2 separate regions of the Homo sapiens genome follow, and region 1 is linked to region 2. Evidence: chromatin contacts called from ENCODE Hi-C or POLR2A ChIA-PET data. All regions are on one chromosome and are shown on one strand. The core of a region is the stretch at or near the end of the contact, and the rest is flanking DNA. Distances in the headings are between cores, read along the strand shown.

Region 1 (4,792 bases), core at 368-2,867, 140 kb before region 2:
TGGTCTCGAATTCCTGACCTCATGATCCACCCACCTCAGCCTCCCAAAGTGCTGGGATTACAGGCATAAGCCACCGTGCCCGGCTGTTTTTGTTTTTTTCTTTTTCAAGACATGGTCTCATTCTGGTACCCAGGCTGGAGTGCAGTGTTGAGGTCATGGTTCACTGCCGCCTCAACTTCCCTGGCTCAAGCAATCCTCCCTGCCTCAGCCTTCTGAGTAGCTGGGACCACAGGTACCCACCACCATGCCGGGGTAATTTTTGTGTTTTTTGTAGAGATGGGGTTTTATCATGTTGCTCAGGCTAGTCTAGAACTCCTGGGCTCAAGCAATCTGCCCATCTTGGCCTCCCAAAGTGCTGGGATTACAGATGTGAGCCACCACGCCCGGCCTGCCACGGAGAGTTTTCAGGAGAGGGGTGATATAATTTGATTTAATAAAACAAACACAAATTCCCTTAGGCTATGTGTGGGAAACTGTTCTCAGGAGACAAGGTGACCATTAGCAGGCTACTGTGATTGTTTCTGATGAGACAATGGTGGCCTGGGTAGTTGTAGCTACCGAGTAGACAGATTTGACATTTTGGAGTTAGAGTTGACAGGGCTTACTGACAGATAGAATGTGGGGATCCAGGGAGGTGAAGAAAATGACCATTCAGTTCCTCCTAGTGCACCTGGAAGGATGGTTGGGCCATTTACTGAGATGGGCCAGAATGACAGGTACAGGTTTTTGGTGAAGGTGCATGTGTGGAAATGAAGAGTTCTGTATAAGTTAGAGATGGTCATCAGACACTCAAGAAGGGGTGTCAAGTAGGCAGCTGAGCTATGGCTCTGGTACTGCAGGGAGGGTCCAGCTGGAGATGTGAATCAGGAAGTCATTAACCTACAGGGCAGCACCCTCCAATAGAAATAGAGCGTGAACCTCTTAGGTGACTTAAAATTTCCCAGTAAGGACCGGACACGGTGGCTCATGCCTACAATCCCAGCACTTTGGGAGGCCAAGGTGGGAGGATGGCTTGCGCCTAGGTAGGAGTTTGAGACCAGCCTGGGCAACATGGGGAGACCGGTCTCTACAAAAAAATTAAAAAAATTTTAGCTGGGCGTGGTGGCGCCTGCCTGTAGTCCCAGCCACTTGGGAGTGTGAGGTGGGAGGATTGCTTTAGCATGGGAGGCGGAAGCTGCAGTGAGCCATGATCACACCATATTATTTTTCCCCCTGCTAGCCACATTGAAAAAGTAAAAAGAAACAACAGGTGAACTTAATTCAAATATTTCTACCACCATAGCTACAAATAAAAAAAACTAATTCAACAAATGTACTTATTTAATCCAATATATCCCAACAATTATTGCAGCACATAATCAATATAAACATTATATATATGAACTATTTGACACTATTTGACATTTCTTCTTCCACATCCAGTGTATCTGACATTTAGCGCACATTTGATTTGCACTCACCCACTTTGAGGAGCTCAATTGCCGCTTAAGTCCGTGGCTAGTGGCTGCCCTAAAGTTCAGCACCGCCACGGAGCTTTGGGTCCACCCGGACTGTAAAAAGGAAGCACTTCCGTTAGCATGACCCGGCCTGAAGTAGCGGCGGAACGGAAGTCGCTTGTGTATGAACGCAGCGGCGGACCTGTGAGGGGATCCGACTTGCCGGCAGAACTTACGCTGCGGGACCCCGGGCACTGTTGCTGCTGCGGGAGGTGAGCAGCGCGGCCGCCGGGGTGGGCTGCGCACCCGCTTTTGACTGGCGCCTGGGGCAGGAGGGGCCGCGGATCCCGGGAAGCGCACGGTGTTCAAGAGGGAGGATGGCACGGTGGTTATGGCGTGGGGCCTGGCGTCAGGCTGTAGGGGTTCGTACCCTAACCCCGCCGCCTAACCCCGTGTGACCTTGGACAGGTCACCTCCACTTCTTTCAAGGCTTCGCTTCGCCACCCGTGAAGTGGGGTTGACAGTACAGCCTGCCTCACAGGGTTGCTATGAGGGTTATAGGTAATAATTCGCGGAAAATGCTTTGCACCATGCCTAACGCATTGTAACCAGCCAATAAAATGTTTGGGATGTTGTACGCTGTTGTTCCAGCCTCATTGCCGACTGTCAGAATTAATTTCGAGCCTCCAGAGAGGCTTCTACATTGCGTTATGCAAAGCATTTTGCTTGTATTATTGCATTTGATCCTACGGTAGGCTTATGGAGATAGGTGCTATTATCCCCATCTAGAGGCTCCCAGAGTTTAAGACAGGTGCCTAAGGTTTAGCTGGCTTGGCAGCAGTGGGGTCAGATTCTGACTCCAGGGTCCATACTTTTTTTTTCTTGAGACGGGAGTCTTGCTCTGTCGCCCAGGCTGGAGTGCAGTGACGCGATCTCGGCTCACTGTAGCCCCTGCCCCGCGAGTTCCAGCGATTCTCCTGCCTCAGCCTCCTGGGTAGCTAGGATTACAGGCGCATACCACCACACCCGGCTAAGTTTTGTATTTTTAGTGGAGTTCATACTCTTAACCAGGATGCTCTAATACTCTCTGTGAAAGGGGGTGTGGGCTGTAAATGTGCAGTTAGTGAACGCTTACTGTATCTCAAGTTGGGTTTTTAATATCTTATTCTTAATAACACTTATGGGGTGGTAGGTGCTGCTTTTATCCTTATTTTACACATGTGGAATTGGCGGCTCAGAGACAGAAATTTGTCTTGCCAAAGGTCACACAGCAATTATGGAGTAGAAAGGGGCGATTTTAAAGTTCACACTTTAAGGCTGTTCTTCTCTGACTCTTGAAACTGGGTTGGCATTGCTCCTAAGTGCTAGTAGCAGATGTGGCAGGTCATCTCATTGGAAAGGTAATGGGCCACATCTGCTCTTTACACGTGTATAGCAGGGTTCCCCTAACCCTAGGTGGTAGAATGGTACCTGTCTGTGGCCTGTGAGGAACCGGGTTGCACAGCAGGAGGTGAGCAGCAAAGCTGGCATTACTGCCTGAGCTCTGCCTCCCGTCAGATTGGCCACGGAATTAGTTTCTCAGGAACACAAACCCTATTGTGAACTGCGTATATGCAAGGCATCTAGTTTGTGCATTCCATTTCCTTTTTTTTGAGACAAGTTCTCTCTCTCTCTGTTGCCCAGGCTGGAGTGTGGTGGCGCAATCTCAGCTCACTGCAATCTCTGCCTCCCTGGCTCAAGTGATCCTCCTACCTCAGCTTCCCAAGTTGCTGGGATTACAGGCACATACCACAATGGCTGGCTAATTTTTTATTTTTTAATTTGTTGTAGAGACAACAAATAAACATGGTCTTGCCATGTTGCCCAGGCTGGTCTCGAACTCCTGAGCTCAAACAATCCGCCTGCCTCGGCCTCCCAAAGTGCTGGGATTATAGATGTCAGCCACCGCACTGGCTCAAGATTGCATGCTCCTTGTAAGAATCTAAATGCCTGAGGTGGAACAGTTTCAACACACCCCTGCTTCCATGTCTGTGGAAAAATTGTCTTCCATGAAACCAATTCCTAGTACCAAAAAGGTTGGGAACCACTGATGTTTAGCACCTGCCGTGAGGCAGCTACCACAATGGGAGATGGTGAAGGTGTAGAAATGAATGATACTTGTTCCCTGCTTGCAGGAACCTGCCAGTTTACTAGGGCTGGCAGAAGTGTCAGTAATAATTAACAGCAAAGTGTGATGAGTCTTGTGATGGAGAGATAGAATAGAGCTTTGGGAACCCAGAGGAGGACCCCACCTAGACTTCGGGGGTGATGGCCAGAGCAGGCTTCCCAGAGGAAGAAAGCTGAAAGTACCATAGGCCACTAGAGAGAAGATAAATACCAGCCAGAGAACAGCATGTGTAAAATCCTATAAGCTAGTGAAGATTAATACAAAGAAGTGTGGCATGGCTGGAGTGTAGTAGGCCATAGATGTGGGGTCCAGTAAAAATATATGGTGATCCTAGAATTCTTCCTTAGTCAGAAAATTAAAAAAAAAAAAAGTAAATAGTATGGCTTCATCTCCTATACCTTAGTCACCTAAGTCTTCCTGGGAGGCAACTATTGTTTCTTATGCATTCTAGAGATATTGTATGTACCTGCAAATAGGTACCTCAATATTCCCACCCTCTTTCCCCACAGATTCAACAGTAGTATAATGTAGGTAGCATGGAGCATATTGCTTCCTTGCCTTTGTCATGTATAGGTTCAGCCTCATTTATTTTTATTTTTATTTTTTTGAGATAGGGTCTTACTCTGTCACCCAGGCTGGAGTGCAGTGGTGCGATTATGGCTTACTGCAGCATTGATCTCCTGGGCTCAAGCAATCCTTTCATCTCAACCTCCTGAGTAGCTGGGACTACAGGTGTGCATCACTGTGCTCGGCTATTTTTTGTTATTTTTATAGAGATGAGGTCTCACTATGTTGCCCAGGCTGGTCTCGAATTCCTGGCTCAAGTGATGTTTCTGTCTCAGCTTCCCAAAATGCTGGGATTATAGGCATGAGCCACTGCACCCGGCCACCAGCCTTGGTTTCTAACAGTTGTATCTTGTTTCATTGTATGGATGCACCAGAACTTACTTAACTAGTCCTTTATTGATAACATTTAGATCTTTCCCTTTCCTTTGCTATTAGAAACACTGTTGCATTGAATATCTTTTATTTTTATTTTTTGAGACAGTCTCACTCTGTTGCCCAGGCTAGAGTGCAGTGGCGTGATCTTGGCTCACTGCAACCTTCTCCTCCTGAGCTCAAGAGATTCTCATGCCTCAGTCTCCCGGGTATCTTAGAATACAGGTGTGTGCCACCACATCCAGCTAAT
Region 2 (5,134 bases), core at 1,562-4,061:
AGGTCAGTGTTTGTCTGTGGTTGACAGGTCACACACTCACTGGCAGTTACTAGATCAGCCTTGGTGTCCCCAGTCTTCCAATCTTGTTTCTTCCAGGTCCCTGACTAAACAATTAAACCATTTTCCCCAGCCCAAGTGTCTGTAAATTTTTTTTTTGAGACAGCATCTCTCTGTCACCCAGGCTGAAGTCTAGTGCATAATCATGACCCACTACAGCTTCCACTTCCCAGGCTCAAGTGATTCTCCCACCTCAGCCTCCCGAGTAGCTGGGACTACAGGCATACACCACCTCGCCTGGCTCATTTTTCATATTTTGTAGAGAGAGGGTTTTGTCATGTTGCCCAGGTTGGTCTCAAACCCCTGGGCTCAAGTGATCTCCCACCTTGGCCTCCCAAAGTGCTGGGATTATAGGTATGAGTCACTGCACCTGGCCTATAAATCTTACCTCCAGTTGTTTTTTTGTCAAAGTGGATGAGCAAGTGCACAGCCTGAAGCTTTACTCCTGGGGGGATTTCCTCGGGTTGCTGTCTTTCAGGGTCACTCCTGAGGGTGTGAAACATCGTCGATTTTTGGCTTCCTCTAACATACTGAGCTGACCTACTCATGAATCAAGTTTAGAATTTTTCCTTCTCCATCAGCTGATCCTCGGGAACATCTATGGGGCCATGGGTGTGCACCCAGGGAGAAGCTGGGTGCAACACTAGTAGGTGATGCGAAGGTCTGGGTAGCTTACTTTTGCCCCCTGGACCTTTTTGAGCCCCCACTAGATCAGACACCACTTCTGCCTGATGAAGAATTGCTGTTGGTCCTGCTGACCTGATGACTTGGTGGATGACAGTGACCAGTTCCTGATGGGCAGTTCTGGCCTCATGGTTACTGATGCCCTGTGATCAGGCGCCCCTTCCTGACCAGGGCCCTGTAGCATGTCAGAAGCTGTTTTACTCATGGTATACAGTTCCCTGCTGAAGGCAGCATGGCTTTGCTCCAGAAATCTAGCAGTCTGTGACTCCCTCACTGGGGCTCGCCAGAAAGTCCACATGGCATCTTTATAGATCCCAGAGAGTTTCAGTACCATGGCGGGGCGGTGGGGGGTCTGCCTGACCACCACATAGCTGAAGCATCAGGGCTGTTTGCAGCCTGCTGCAGAGCCTTTTGTTTCTCTGCGTCCCACTCAAAACCAGCACATAGTAGATTCTCTATAAATATTCCCCTCTGTGGGGGAATGAGGGACAGAGCAGGAGTTTCAAATGCAAAGATGCTTTTAGAGTAAGCGTAAGTTCTCACGTTGCTATGAAGAAACACCCAAGACTGGGTAATTTATAAAGAAAGAGGTTTAATTGACTCATGGTTCTGCACAGCTGGGGAGGCCTCAGAAAACTTACAATCATGGCAGAAGGCACCTCTTCACAAGGTGGCAGGAGAGAGAATGAGTGCCCAGTGAAGGGGGAAGCCCCTTAGAAAACCATCAGCTCTCATGAGAACTAACTTGCTATCACAAGAACAGGATGGGGAAAACTGCCCCCATGATTCAATTATCTCCACCTGGTGCCTCCCATGATCTGTGGGGATTATGGGAACTACAGAGATGAGATTTGGATAGGGACACAGCCAAACCATATCAGTAAGGTTGACAGGTAAAATATAGAAAGCCCAGTTATATTTAAATTTCAGATATATGATGAAAATTTTTTTAGTGTAAGTATGTCCCATGAAATATTTGGGACATACTTACACTAGAAATTATTTGTCGTTGATTTGAAATGTAAATTTCACTGGGTATCCTGTATTTTTACTGGTAAATCTGAAAATCTGCTTTAGGAGCTAAACAGTTAATAATGTAAGACAACTTGGTATGCTAGTTGGGGGATATGATGAATGCATTTGTATTTAGCATCCAGCTGGAGAACAATCAAGCATTCAAAGCAAAATCTAAAAAAATAACAATGCATCGGATTTGGCTGGAGCTCATGAGTTTTCAACCTATGACAAATAGCCTGAGCTCCAGAGTCTGACTGCTGGGATTTGGATTCTGGATCAGCTGCTCACAAGCTCTGTGACTTTGGGCCTTAGAGACCCCGTCTCTGGGAAGATTAGATGCAATCCTTAAAGGAGTTACTGCTACATAGATGTTAGTGTTCATTCCCAGGGTGGTAGCTGGGAAGTACATATATGTGCAACAGCTTCCTCTAGTGGCCACAGGACATACAGTGTGAGCGCTGGTGCAAGGTTAGGGGCCTGGAGAGCTTGGCTTCAGGAAATCCAGTAGCCAGGCTGGTCAGGCATTGGAGGCATGGTCCCTAAGCTCCCCGAATTCCAGTCATTCACATATCACCTCTGCGACTTGTGCCATATACAGGCAACCATTACTTTTATTTACTTAATATTTTCCTTTTGGGTGTCTTCCTATTTTTAAAGAAATCTATTATAATATAACAGGAACTTTTACATATTTTAAGTTTCACCATCAACTTCCTGAAATACAGGGTAACTGCTAAGTAGATGCAAACGGAAGAGAAAAACGTTATTAAGTTTTCCTGGATAATGTGGTGAGAAGAACTGGAGTCCAGCTCTCTCACTCTCTCTCTCTCTCTCTCTCTCTCTCTCTCTCTCTCTCCCTCTTCTCCTTTCTCTTTCATAAAAAAGAGATTGCGGCAGCATCACCCAGAGCATTCAAGACAGGCTAGCTCCCAACTGACACTCTTTCCTTGTTGCAATCAGAATAAGGAAAGAAAAATTACAAAAGGAACAGAAACATTTCCCCTTAGTGACTCAAGGTTGTTTCATGCTGTATCTCGGAACCATCTAAAGTCATCGCATGCCTGCCAACACTGGAGGAGACACGACAGATGGCAGAGATGTTGAAACTGTGCCCCTCACCCCCACTTCCACTAGAGTATTTCTGTTTTTATCTGGTCTGAATGAAGCAGGAAGGAAAAATTACCATTAAATGAATAATCAAAACAAGAATAGAAAACAAAAACACCGGACTATAGCCATTTGCACTTTCAAGAGAGATTGAAGAATTTACCTAAGGAGGAAAGACTCATTTATTTAAGAAAGCCTGCTCCTGGGACTTTGGCCATTGAAGGAAATGCCCAGGGTAACTTCCGGAATGGAAGGGAGTATAGTTGTTTATAATATATCCACAATCCTTTGATGCTCCCTCTTAAGAGGGAGAGCCTCATTCTCCTTTCCTTGCATGTGGGGTGGATTTACTCACTTCTAGTGAATAGGTTATGGCCCAAAGTGATGGTGTGTGACTTCTGAGGTGAGGTCAAAAAGAGGTACTGCAGCTTTCTTCTTTCTCTCTCTTGCTCTCTTGGATCACGTGTTTTGGGGAAGCCAGCTGCCATGTTGTGAGGACACTCAAGCAGCCCAGTGCGGATATTCTGGTGGCCAGGAACTGAGAATTCTCCAGCCACAGCCATGTGTATGAACCCTCTTGTATTCTCTGGGGCTCTAGTCAAGCCTTTGGATGATCGTGGCAAACATCCTGACTCCAGCCTCGCAAGAGCCAGAGCCACCCAGCTAAGCAGTTTCTATATTCCTGACCCACAGAAACATGAGGGTAATACCTATGAGATAATACATGTTATTTTAAGCCATGAAGTTTTGGGATACTTTGTTATGTATTAGTGATAGATAACTAATACAAGGGAGAAACTAAGGGAGCTACGTTTAGCTTTAGCATACGTCAAGTGGTGATCTTCCTGGGGACAGAGTTTCATCTGAAGCAAAGACTCAACAGCTAAAAGCTTCCCATTTCTTACCTTGGAAGACTGAGCCCCAAAGAGGAGGATGTTGTGCAGTGAGTTCTGCGGTTGCACTGCTGTTCATACTCAAGAGGGCTGTGGGAATCAGAACTTTGGGAAGCCGAGGCGGGCAGATCACGAGGTCAGGAGATCGAGACCATCCTGGCTAACACGGTGAAACCCCGTCTCTGCTAAAAATACAAAAAATTAGCTGGGTGTGGTGGCGGGTGCCTGTAGTCCCAGCTACTCAGGAGGCTGAGGCAGGAGAATGGCGTGAACCCAGGAGGTGGAGCTTGCAGTGAGCCAAGATTGCGCTACTGCACTCTAGCCTGGGCAACAGAGCAAGACTCCGTTTCAAGCAAAAAAAAAAAAAAGAGGGCTGTGGGATTGTGACTGGTCTTGGCTACTTTGCATTCAGGGTCACACACAGTGGGGGCAGTGTCTGGACTAGCACCCAGTCTCTGGCTTCTATTCCATGGCCTTACCAAACGCCCAGACTCTCAAATGTGTTCACTGAAGGAGCAGGAAACCTTCCTTGTGCCCCTGCATCTGTGGACTTGGAGGTGCAGAGACCCTAAATCAGGTTTCAGTTTTTCTTTGTTCTTCCTCACTTCATATCCATCTCCTCTTCCTGTCTACCCGCCCTGCTGGGTTGAAGCTCCAGCACCAGATGCAAAACAACAGCCTAACAAGGACTATTTAACCCACTCCCATGGTTCTGTAAGATCAAATCTCTACAATAGATCTCTTATCCTATGAAGGTCTCCGAAAAGCTTATGGAAAATGCATATTATGAAGAAACTATGCCTGCATTTCCAAATTCTTTTTGCACCAAAATAAACTTGAACTAATTTGTTATAACATGTTGAACGGGATCTAGTTTGAGGCAATAAGAAGGATAAGACATCACTTAGAAAAAAACCCTATCAAAGCCACATGAATCCTGCTAAAATTGAAGCAAGAATACACATCAAATTTATGGTGAAACTTGGATGGGTGAATGGTGAAATCATTGAGGCTTTATGAAAAGTTTATGGAGCCAATGCCCTAAAGAAATCAGCAATTTACAAATGGATAGCTTTTTTTTTTTTTTTTTTTTTTTTTTTTTGAGACAGGGTCTCACTCTGTCACCTAGGCTGGAGTGCAGTGGTGCAATCTTGGCTCACTGCAAACTCCGCCTCCTGGGTTCAAGCAATTCTCATGCCTCAGCTTCCTGAGTAGCTAGGACCACGCCCAGCTAATTTTTGTATTTTCAGTAGAGACGAGGTTTCATTATGTTGCCCAGGCTGGTCTCAAACTCCTGAGCTCAAAGCGATCAACCCACCTCAGCCTCCCAAAGTGCTGGGATTACAGGTGAGAGCCACTGTGCCCAGCCATGGATA

The links. A loop is a pair of places that touch in the nucleus more often than their neighbours do. ChIA-PET counts read pairs that join two places held with the same protein, here RNA polymerase II (POLR2A). Pooled maps may share reads with other maps.
Region 1: a loop to region 2 is called in a pooled map, with 4 times the contacts of the local background. The contact joins the promoter of CDK5RAP1 here to the enhancer-like site in region 2. A Hi-C loop is called at or near these places in 1 of 50 pooled maps. POLR2A ChIA-PET finds 5 or more read pairs at or near these places in 3 of 52 experiments (activated T-cell, activated naive CD8-positive, alpha-beta T cell and naive thymus-derived CD8-positive, alpha-beta T cell).

What each region holds. Positions count from the first base shown.
Region 1 is chr20:33,398,344-33,403,135 of GRCh38, reverse strand. It overlaps CDK5RAP1 (CDK5RAP1 mitochondrial tRNA methylthiotransferase), which reads left to right and starts at 1,617. Exons shown (of 14, transcript NM_016408.4): 1 at 1,617-1,708. It overlaps LOC124904889 (a long non-coding RNA gene), which reads right to left and starts at 1,554. Exons shown (of 2, transcript XR_007067567.1): 1 at 1,461-1,554. RefSeq lists enhancers at 1,477-1,676, 1,817-1,906.
Region 2 is chr20:33,259,863-33,264,996 of GRCh38, reverse strand. No RefSeq gene overlaps it. Among named protein-coding and RNA genes, the nearest start is that of BPIFB1, 21 kb to the left of the region's middle. Within about 2 kb of position 2,811, at least 3 of the 41 ENCODE cell types and tissues checked have a DNase peak (open chromatin) inside an H3K27ac peak, as active enhancers do.